Regions from separate parts of the Homo sapiens genome. Here regions 2, 3 and 4 are each linked to region 1. A link is a loop called in an ENCODE intact Hi-C map of the cell type or tissue named here. Cell type or tissue: PC-9. All regions are shown on one strand.

Region 1 (2,500 bases):
AAATGCAGACAGATGGTGACCCCACTCATGGCTGCAGACACCAGGTGGTTCAAGTCACTGTAGGTAGGTGTGGGCAGCTTTAGGGTTCTGAGGCAGATGTCATAGAGAGCTTTATTTATTATCATTGCAGAAGGTCTAGTTTTGAGAAGTTTGGTTTGATGGTCAGTCCGTGGAAAAGTGTGGCATGAGCCACTAGCTTTTAAAATCTGTCAAGGACCTTGATTGACTCCCTATTTCAGAACTCTATCTTGTGTAATAAAGAAGTCCTGGCTGGGCAGAAATTCCATCTCAGGTCTTGAACACATTTCCTACACAGTCTAGAATTAACTGGACTGAGGACTGACGCTTCCTGCCCAGGAGGCCTGGCAAGGTCTTGTCATTGTTTCCTGAGGGTGGATGAGGTCATTAAGAAAGAGTTTTCCTCCCCTCTGAGATGATTCACTCAGATACCTGGAGTCACTGTTTCTGTGCTTGTTCTGTGACCTTCGTCATGAACTTGACCTCTCTGAGCATGTTGTCTCATAACATGGAGACAAATAACTTTTCTAATAAGGTATAATGTTATGGAGGACTCCAGGGGATATTGGGAGAGGGCACATCATAGTGGTTAAGCCTGAAAGACCTAGATTTGTATCCCAGCTTTGCTCCTTATGATTGGCCCCTGGACGAGGTTTTTAATTTTTGTGCTTCTCTTTCTTCGTTTGTAAAACGGGTAACATTCTATAGGGCCCATCTTATGGTCCTGATGATGAAATAAGGTAAGGCCACTGAAGCACTTAGCACAGTGCCTTTAACATGTAAGTCCACAGACACAGTTACTTTATAACTAAGGCAGTACTGAGTTGACACAAACTTAGAGACTCAAAGGAATGTGGATAGAATTGGGCCATCAGTGCTTGGGTACTTCATCCCAGTTGTACTTTGCTGTGGAGCCAGCAGGTGGCGACATTGGCCACATCTTGGCCCTGCTGGCCTCCATCTTAGAGGTCCAGTTTCCTGGGATGGCGGGACTCAGTTGCTACACTTGTCCCTGTATCCCTCGCACAATGTAGGTTTCCGTAAACAACTGGACCTAGTAAAGTGACTGGATGGGCTTGCCTGCAGATCATTCCAGAGCAGTAGCCACTCTTGCTTTCATGTCCAGGGCTACTACATGTTCCTTGCTGAGGGCTGAGTTGCCAGCTACCTGGTGCAGAGTCATTATGCAGCCAGGTGGTGCAGACTGAAGCTTGGGGTTGCTGAGAGTGAGCTCAGGGGCTCTGAAATTCAGCGGGACACCTGGTTAGCATTTCTCAACAACTGCTACAATGCTGGGCAAGTTCACCTAAACTCAGAGGGTGGCTCCAAACAAAGCCCAACTCGATTTGTGTATTTGATCCCGAGCATCCAGTGTTGAATCCAGAATCTGAGATGCCCTGGCTCAGGGAACACCCAGAAACAGCCAGGCCAAAGTGGTGATAAGTTAAAAAGCTAGTAGCTGAATCCCCAGGGAGCTGGCTGAGAGTAATTTCAGAGTCAGCAGTTCATATCTGTGTCCCAGGTGAGGATATGGGCTGGATGGTTTCTTAGCCTCCTCATGACCTGTGGTGCTTCAGAGGTCCACGGAATGAAGGATAAGATGGAGAAGCCAGGCTAAGGAAGGATTGGGATTTCCTAAAACAGTATGAATTTTTGTTATTTTCTATTGAAGTGCCGTAATTTAAATGTATTGACTTAAGTGAACACTTCTGTTGATTTGAAAGCTATAATACTGGTTACTCTTTGTTCGTTGACATAAAAGTATGTTAACCTGCTGTGGTTTTAATAATATACCTCCACAAGATGGCGCCAACATCAAAGCCTGGCTTTGCCACTTAAGGAAATTGTGGTGGACAGTCACAAATTATGTAACCATGTCATGGGAAACAGGCAGAGTTCTTCAGTAAAAACCTCACTAAATTGTCCTTATTTTCTTGTTTGTTTTTTGTTGTTGTTGCTTTTTTTGTGTGTGTGTTTTGTTTTTTTCAGGAAACTGAGCCAGAAAGGTAACCATTTTTTTACGTGTTGATAGGACTCAACTTGTGTAACCTGACCTGAAAATTATTTAATGCAGATGTTCACTGAATTCTTAATCCTGGAATTTTTTTCTTGAGGCCTACTTTATTTTATTTAGTTACCCTTGTGACAATAGATTTAAAGCTTTTCATTGAAAAACAACAATGCTCAGGTCACTTCGCATTAATTAGGTTTCTAATAAAGTTAGCCTGGCACTGTTTACTCTCTAGGAGGTACCAGCCCAAGGAAATTTCCCTAATGATTTGTTACTTATTTTTAGTTTTAACAGTTTAGTTAATTTTTATTTATTTTTGTAATTGTTCTTGTTTGTCTTTCTTAATCATCAAATTAGATCAACTCTCAGAGGATAGTGCTAGGTTTCTTTAACTCAGACAAGGACTTTCAAGATAATCTCTGAAAAATGCAATACAATGCATGAACTTAAAAAAAACTTATAACTACCTTT
Region 2 (2,500 bases), 160 kb after region 1:
CAAGTAAGCTAAAGATAGTAAAAGAGCAAAAATGTTAGCAGATATTCCCAAAATGGTAACTACATATTACCTCTGGAATGATCACATGAATGTGGCTCATTATTTCCTAAGTTCCTACAGCAAACATATATTTATTTGCCCTACTCAGTTAAAAATAAACACAATATGTAGTTGCTTCTGAATAATTTTTCTCTCTCTCTTTCTCTCTTTCTTTCTTTCGACAAAGTCTCACTCTGTCACCCAGGCTGGAGTGAAGTGGCTCCATCTCGCTGTTCACTACAACCTCAGCCTCCCGGGTTCAAGCGATTCTCCTGCCTCAACCTCCCGAGTAGCTGGGATTACAGGCGCCTGCCACCACCCCCGGCTACTTTTTGTATTTTTAGTAGAGGCGAGGTTTCACCTGTTGGCCAGGCTGGTCTCGAACTCCCGACCTCAGGTGATTCCCCCCGCCTTGATCTCCCAAAGTGAAGGGATTACAAGGCGTGAGGCACCGCGCCCGGCCGCTTCTGAATAATTTCGATCAAAATTTATATTCGATATTTATTCCAACATACACCACAGATTTCCACTGATAATCCCTCCTAGTAAGAAAGATAAGCTCCATCCAGGTATCTGTGAATTGGAGGCTAAGTAGTCCCAGCACATCTTACATTTCTTTAAGACTCCCTTTTTATCCCAAACGTTCGTAAATTTTGTATCTGATAAAGAGCATACTTCCATCTAATACAAATATGTTCCCCCCTTCAGATCTTCTCAGCATTCGAGAGATCTGTACGCGCGTGGCTCCTCATTCCTCTTCCTTGGCTTCCCAAGCCCCCAGGGCGTCGCCAGGAGGAGGTCTGTGATTACAAACCCCTTCTGAAAACTCCCCAGGAAGCCTCCCCTTTTTCCGGAGAATCGAAGCGCTACCTGATTCCAATTCCCCTGCAAACTTCGTCCTCCAGAGTCGCCCGCCATCCCCTGCTCCCGCTGCAGACCCTCTACCCACCTGGATCGGCCTCCGACCGTAACTATTCGGTGCGTTGGGCAGCGCCCCCGCCTCCAGCAGCGCCCGCACCTCCTCTACCCGACCCCGGGCCGCGGCCGTGGCCAGCCAGTCAGCCGAAGGCTCCATGCTGCTCCCCGCCGCCGGCTCCATGCTGCTCCCCGCCGCCCGCTGCCTGCTCTCCCCCTCTCCGCAGCCGCCGAGCGCACGCGGTCCGCCCCACCCTCTGGTGACCAGCCAGCCCCTCCTCTTTCTTCCTCCGGTGCTGGCGGAAGAGCCCCCTCCGACCCTGTCCCTCAAATCCTCTGGAGGGACCGCGGTATCTTTCCAGGCAAGGGGACGCCGTGAGCGAGTGCTCGGAGGAGGTGCTATTAACTCCGAGCACTTAGCGAATGTGGCACCCCTGAAGTCGCCCCAGGTTGGGTCTCCCCCGGGGGCACCAGCCGGAAGCAGCCCTCGCCAGAGCCAGCGTTGGCAAGGAAGGAGGACTGGGCTCCTCCCCACCTGCCCCCCACACCGCCCTCCGGCCTCCCTGCTCCCAGCCGCGCTCCCCCGCCTGCCAGCAAAGGCGTGTTTGAGTGCGTTCACTCTGTTAAAAAGAAATCCGCCCCCGCCCCGTTTCCTTCCTCCGCGATACAACCTTCCTAACTGCCAAATTGAATCGGGGTGTTTGGTGTCATAGGGAAAGTATGGCTTCTTCTTTTAATCATAAGAAAAAGCAAAACTATTCTTTCCTAGTTGTGAGAGCCCCACCGAGAATCGAAATCACCTGTACGACTAGAAAGTGTCCCCCTACCCCCTCAACCCTTGATTTTCAGGAGCGCGGGGTTCACTAAGTCAGAAACCCTAGTTCAAAGGATTCCTTTTGGAGAGTCGGACTGCTCTCTCCTTCCCCTCCCCTTCCCCTCCTGCGTGTAAAACGGCTGTCTGGGGCAAGGGTTTCTCAGACGTGTACATTGCCTGGTATAAGAGCAGACTCTGAAAAGATGAGGTTTATTTAATACGGACGGGGGAGAATTCTGCCTGTAGGCAGATAGGAAAATGGGGAGGGAGTCATTGGAAGGACGGACTCCATTCTCAAAGTCATAATTCCTAGACCAGAAAAAGTGCTCAGTGTTCTAGAAGCAGAGTTGCACAGTGATCCAAAGACCAGCTTCAAATACTGTCCTGTCTCCTTCACACTTCTCACATTTCTCTTTCCTACTGAAAATACCTTGCATTTTTCGTAATTATAAAGGGGGAAGGGAATATGAGTGCCCCCTGCTTTATAGGGGTTGTTGTGAGTTTAAATGATGTATTAATACATATAAGCCTTAAGAACAGTGCCACACATCCTAAGCTAATACCTGTTAGCTCTTGAATTATCCGCTTTGAGGACTGGCTTGCAATCTTGTTTTGAGGCATAGAAAGAAAATGCTTTGGAGCAGGACGCGGTGGCTCACACCTGTAATCCCAGCACTTTGGGAAGCCGAGGCGGGCAGATCACCTGAGGTCAGGAGTTCGAGGCCAGCTTGG
Region 3 (2,500 bases), 560 kb before region 1:
GGGACTAAGCTTCCATGTGTTCCTCACCAGAGGAACTGTCCAGGGACTTGTATGAGGCAGGCTATAATAGGGCTCCTCTCTGCCAGCTCTGCCACTTCCTTTCATTGGGTCTCCAATACTTTAGAATATATAAAAAATTAACTTCTCGATATGTTCAGGATATAGTTACAGACATTTTTCAGGATAAGGTGACAATATGCAGCCACATCATACAATTTTTGCCCACTGAAATGATAAGCAACAAAAAACAAAAATAACATTAAAGAAATAAGAAGCTTAAAAGTAGTCAGGAATAAAAGGGTTTTTAATATATGAAAGGTGTTAAACCATCAAAGAGACAGAGGAGAGAGAACCAGGTATATTCAAAAGTGTTAATGTTTTCTTTCTGATCCTAAACTGGGCCCCCCACACTCAGTAGCTAATGAAAGAGAGGCAAAGAACAAATATATTGTAAAATATAACTTTGAATTTCCCAATTTCTCTCCTCTTCCATTTCAAAAGAGCCATATAAAGGTTGGGTCTGTAACTTGAGCAAAGAATTGAGAAATCTGTCCTAAGTTGAAGCCTCTTCCTACTAACCTAGCAATTCACACATGCTTCCTGGTTAACTTCTTCAAATACACCATTTCACAGATCACTTTAATGTTTCCCCAATTCTACCCAAATTGATACTTCTACTGGGTATCATTTGGCAAGAATTGTATCTTCTGATCCCTTTACAGATCTCTGTTCTCTCTCTTACTACTGAGTGAAAATAGAAGGGATGCAAGTTGAGTCATTATTGAAAATAACAGAGAATGTTCTCCTTATTATGAATGTAAGTGACATGATCTAAGGAATGAATTTGTAAAATTAGCAACTTACTATTAAGAAAGAGCTAATGTACCTTCAAACAGGAGATTTTAATGGATGTCCATTACAGTTCTACACCCACATTGGCAGGCTGTACTGAATCCTAGTGCAGCTCAATACATAAAGGAGGGATGAGTCAGGGGGCTGAAGTCAAGGGACACATTCTTACCCTTTCTCTCTCTACATAGCTGTCCACTGCCCAAAGGACATGTCCTGCTTGAAGCTGGGAGTACTTTCCTTCTCTATGATAAAAAAAATGAAGGAAATGGGCTTCTTCCAATATAAGGTTCAGCTCTTTCTGAGAAAGAGTCCTTTTTACCTATGAAGAAAATTCTGCAAAGGGACAGAATTCTTTATAGAAAAGAAAAGCTGACTCTCCACAGAGTTGGTGTATGTCTTTGTCATCATGGCCAGTAGGTGGCTGTCATCCTCTGTAAATAACTGAACAGCCTCCAGAGTAGAATAAATCTTGACATTTCCTTTTTCTTTAGAGAAAGTTACATCATTTTAACAAAAGTATTCATTCATTTCCAAAATTTTTCACCAGGAGGGAAAAAAAAAGACCTCTGATATGGATGTTTATGAAAAACCTAGAACTCTCACTTAACTTTTGCTTTTATTTGATGACTTTGTGCTCTTAGGGGAAAACTGACAGCCAAAAACCACAAGGGAACAGGAAGCAGCTGTACGAGTGGCAGTGCGGGTTGCTGGTGAGTGAATGAGGACAGCACGCTGGGATTTCTACACTGGAGAGGGAGGAAGCTATTGTGAGATGGGAGTGAAAGAATTGAATCCTGTAAGCAGAGAGGAAGGGAGAGTGTGGCAGGCATCAGAATCAGCAAAGAATGCTATAAATATAGATAGCTATAAAGCCCATGCTATTTATATATTATATAATATATAGTATCTGAAACAAGTATCAGTCTCTTAGACTGATATTCAATCTCCCAGACTTATATATAGTTAGTCTAGGAGGAGACTATATATATATATATATATATATATATATACACATACACACATCAGGCTACATTTCCCACTACCATTATCAAGAACTGCCAAAAAATGTATAGAGTACCAATTTACAGATATATTTATAATACATTAGTCTACGAGACTAATTCCTTTATCAGATATTTACAAGCTGTCACATTCTTATTGAATAAAAAATCAGTCAGACTTATCTTTAATGTCAAGTGTATCTAATATTCATACTTCTCTAAGACTGTCTTCAATTCTCTTTTTAGGCTCTCAGCATTTTCCAATCAGTTATAGAGAGGGATGGGAGAGTTGACTATTCTCAGATAGATCTATATGAATGAATGAGGAAATATCCATCATCTGTTAAGCCGTGACTCAGTGGAAGATAATCTGTTAAGTTCTTTTACATGTTTTAGTTTGTTTGATATTCACAACTCCTCTAGAAATCTTTCTACCTTACTTTACATCTTTAAAATTTGAGGCTCAGAGGAGTTAAGTAAGTTACCCAGGATCACAGACATGTCCTGGCAAAATATAGATTCAATGCAGAATCTTAAATTCCATGTTACAAGTAATTACTTAAGTTTTATATTTTGAAATTCAGATACAAATTAATCAAAAAATTGCACACTATTTTGCTTTCTGTTTTTTAGTCATAGCTGCTATT
Region 4 (2,500 bases), 490 kb before region 1:
AGAGAAAGGAAGAGAGAGAACCAGGTATATTAAACTTTTTAATATTTTCCCCTGCTCCTAAACTGAGTACCCCACATTCAGTGGTAAAAGAAAGAGACAAGAGACATATTGTGAAATATAACTGAATTTCCCAGTTTCTCTCCTCTCCCATTTCCCAGTTTCTCTCCTCTCCCATTTGAAAAGTGCAATCTGAAGGTTGGGTCTGTAACCTGAGCAAAGAATAAGAAATTCCTCCTAAATTGAAGCCTCTTCCTACTATCTAAGTAATTCTCACACACACTCCTGATTAACTTCTTCAATTACACTATTTGCAGATCACTTTAATACTTCCCAAATTCTACACAAATAGATACCTTCTCTTGATATCATTTGGCAAGAATTGTATCCTCTGATTCCTTTACAAATGTCTTTGCTCTCTTTTACTACTGAGTAAAAAGCACAAGGGATGCAAGTTGACTCATCATTGAAAATAACAGAAAATGTTTTAATTATAAAGTTGGGACATGACCTAAGGAGTGAATGTGTAAAATTAGCAACTTACTGTTAAGAAAGAGCTAATGTACCTTAACCAGGAGATTTTTCTTGATTTCCCTTGTAGTTCTACACCTACATTGGCAGGTTGTACTGATTCCCAGTCTAGCACAAAACATAGAGGGAGGGACAAGTCAAGAGGCTGGAGGCAAGGGACACGTTCTGACCCTTTCTCTCTCCACATAGCTGCCCATTGTTCAAAGAACATGTGCTTCCTGAATCTGGGAGTGTTTTCTCTCTCTGTGATACAAAAGCTAAGAAAATGGGCTTCTTCCAATATTAGGGTTAATTCTTTCCGAGAAAGATGGCCTTTTACAAATGAACGAAAATCTCCTTCAAGGGAACAGAATTCTTTTTCTTATTTTTTATTTTTTTATTTTTATTTTCTTATTATCATACTTTAAGTTTTAGGGTACATGTGCACAACGTGCAGGTTTGTTACATATTCTTTACAGAACAGAAAAGCCTGCCCTCCATAGACTTGGTGCACGTCTTTGCCAGTAGGTGGCTCTCATCCTCTGTAAATATTTCAACGGCCTCCAGAGTAAAATGGATCTTGCATTCTATTTCCTTTTTCCACAGGGATGGTTACATTATTGTAATGGGGATATTCCTTCTTTTCCAAAACTATTCACCAGGAGGGAAGTAAAAAAAAAAAAAAAAAAAAAAACAGGCCAGTGATTTGGATGTTTCTGAAACACCTAGAACTCTCACTCAACTTTTGCTTTCAGCTGATGGCTTTGTACTCTTATGGGAAAATTGACAGCCAGAAATTACAATGGAACAGGAAGCAGCTGTATGAATGGCAGTGCAGGTTAATGGTGAGTGAATGAGGAGAGCACCCTGGGATTTCTACGCTGGGGAGGGAGGAAACTAATGTCATACAGAAATGAAAGAATGGGATCCTCCAGTAAGTAGGGGGGAAGGGAGAGTGTGGCAGCCATCAGAATCAGCAAAGTATTGTGATTTTTCCATGGCTGAAAATCAAGGTAGTCCCATTTCCAATCCCCCTCCCTCCAGAAATATATATATGTATATATATGCTTGTATATACTTAAATTTTATGTAACATAAAATAAGTTTATATACTTATATTAATATACATTACATTTTTAGATTATGTATTTTGTAATTAATATGTGTAAATATAATTATGTATACTTAAGTATATACAGCTTTAAGTATTATATACTTTTACAATCTCATATAATTTAATATATGCTTATTATATTATACTTAACATATTAAAATATATTAAATTTGTATATTATTAAATATATAAGTATACATAATTTAAGCATATGTATTTAAATATACATAAAGAATATATAGGCCTGGCGTGGTGGCTCAGGTCTATAATGCCAGTACTTTGGAAGGCCAAGGCAGGAAGATTGCTTGAGGCCAGGATTTACCAGCCTGGTCAACAGAAGGAGACACCATCTCTACCAAAAAATAAAAAATTAGCCAGGTGTGGTAGTGCACACCTATAGTCTCAGCTATTTGGGAGGCCAAGGTGGGAGGATCACTTGGGCCCAGGAGTTCGAGGATGTAGTGAGGTATGACAGCAGCACTGCAGTCCAGCCTGAACAAAAGAGTGAGACTTTTGTCAAAAAAAAAAGAATATATATTTATATATCTTATATATGTTTTTGTACATTTAAAAATCCATATGTAAATATAATGTGTAAAAATATGTATACATTTATATATTTTAATATATATACTTCAATATATACTTTATATAGAATAACATATATACGATATGTTATATATACACATATACAATATAGCATATAACATATATTGTATGTTATTAAATACATTACAATATTTACTTATTTATTTGTATTTAAATATGTATATATAAATATGTAAGTGTATATTCTGTATATATCTATAGGTAACTTTATATAATACTATATTCAGTTAGTTTCAAATCACCTTTTTTTTTTTAGGGTTGAGTTAGAGA

Evidence for each region. Peaks named below come from ENCODE experiments on the same cell type or tissue, not always from the same donor. Only the 100,000 strongest peaks of a DNase experiment are listed, where the experiment ranks them.
Region 2: a loop joins it to region 1, with 6 times the contacts of the local background. A loop is called at or near these places in 12 of 110 quality-filtered maps.
Region 3: it touches region 1 in a loop (6-fold over the local background); 2 of 110 quality-filtered maps call a loop at or near these places.
Region 4: a loop joins it to region 1, with 7 times the contacts of the local background. A loop is called at or near these places in 4 of 110 quality-filtered maps.

Annotation. Positions count from the first base shown.
Region 1 is chr9:21,812,226-21,814,725 of GRCh38, forward strand. The region is part of intron 1 of MTAP (methylthioadenosine phosphorylase); the gene reads left to right. It also overlaps the pseudogene TUBB8P1. Among named protein-coding and RNA genes, the nearest start is that of MTAP, 11 kb to the left of the region's middle. In PC-9, CTCF peaks have their summits at 943 (motif pointing right), 1,143 and 1,849 (motif pointing right); DNase peaks (open chromatin) are centred at 386, 906 and 1,836; H3K27ac peaks cover 868 bases.
Region 2 is chr9:21,973,690-21,976,189 of GRCh38, forward strand. CDKN2A (cyclin dependent kinase inhibitor 2A) reads right to left here and starts at 1,168. Exons shown (of 3, transcript NM_000077.5): 1 at 989-1,168. The coding sequence starts at 1,138. RefSeq lists silencers at 1,126-1,175, 1,396-1,495 and an enhancer at 1,676-1,725. In PC-9, no CTCF peak of the experiment used is centred here; a DNase peak (open chromatin) is centred at 1,432; H3K4me3 peaks cover 2,500 bases; H3K27ac peaks cover 2,302 bases.
Region 3 is chr9:21,251,916-21,254,415 of GRCh38, forward strand. No RefSeq gene overlaps it. Among named protein-coding and RNA genes, the nearest start is that of IFNA14, 13 kb to the left of the region's middle. In PC-9, a CTCF peak has its summit at 1,263 (motif pointing right); no DNase peak of the experiment used is centred here.
Region 4 is chr9:21,317,444-21,319,943 of GRCh38, forward strand. All of the region lies in intron 2 of LOC107987053 (a long non-coding RNA gene), which reads left to right. Among named protein-coding and RNA genes, the nearest start is that of IFNA5, 13 kb to the left of the region's middle. In PC-9, a CTCF peak has its summit at 1,044 (motif pointing right); no DNase peak of the experiment used is centred here.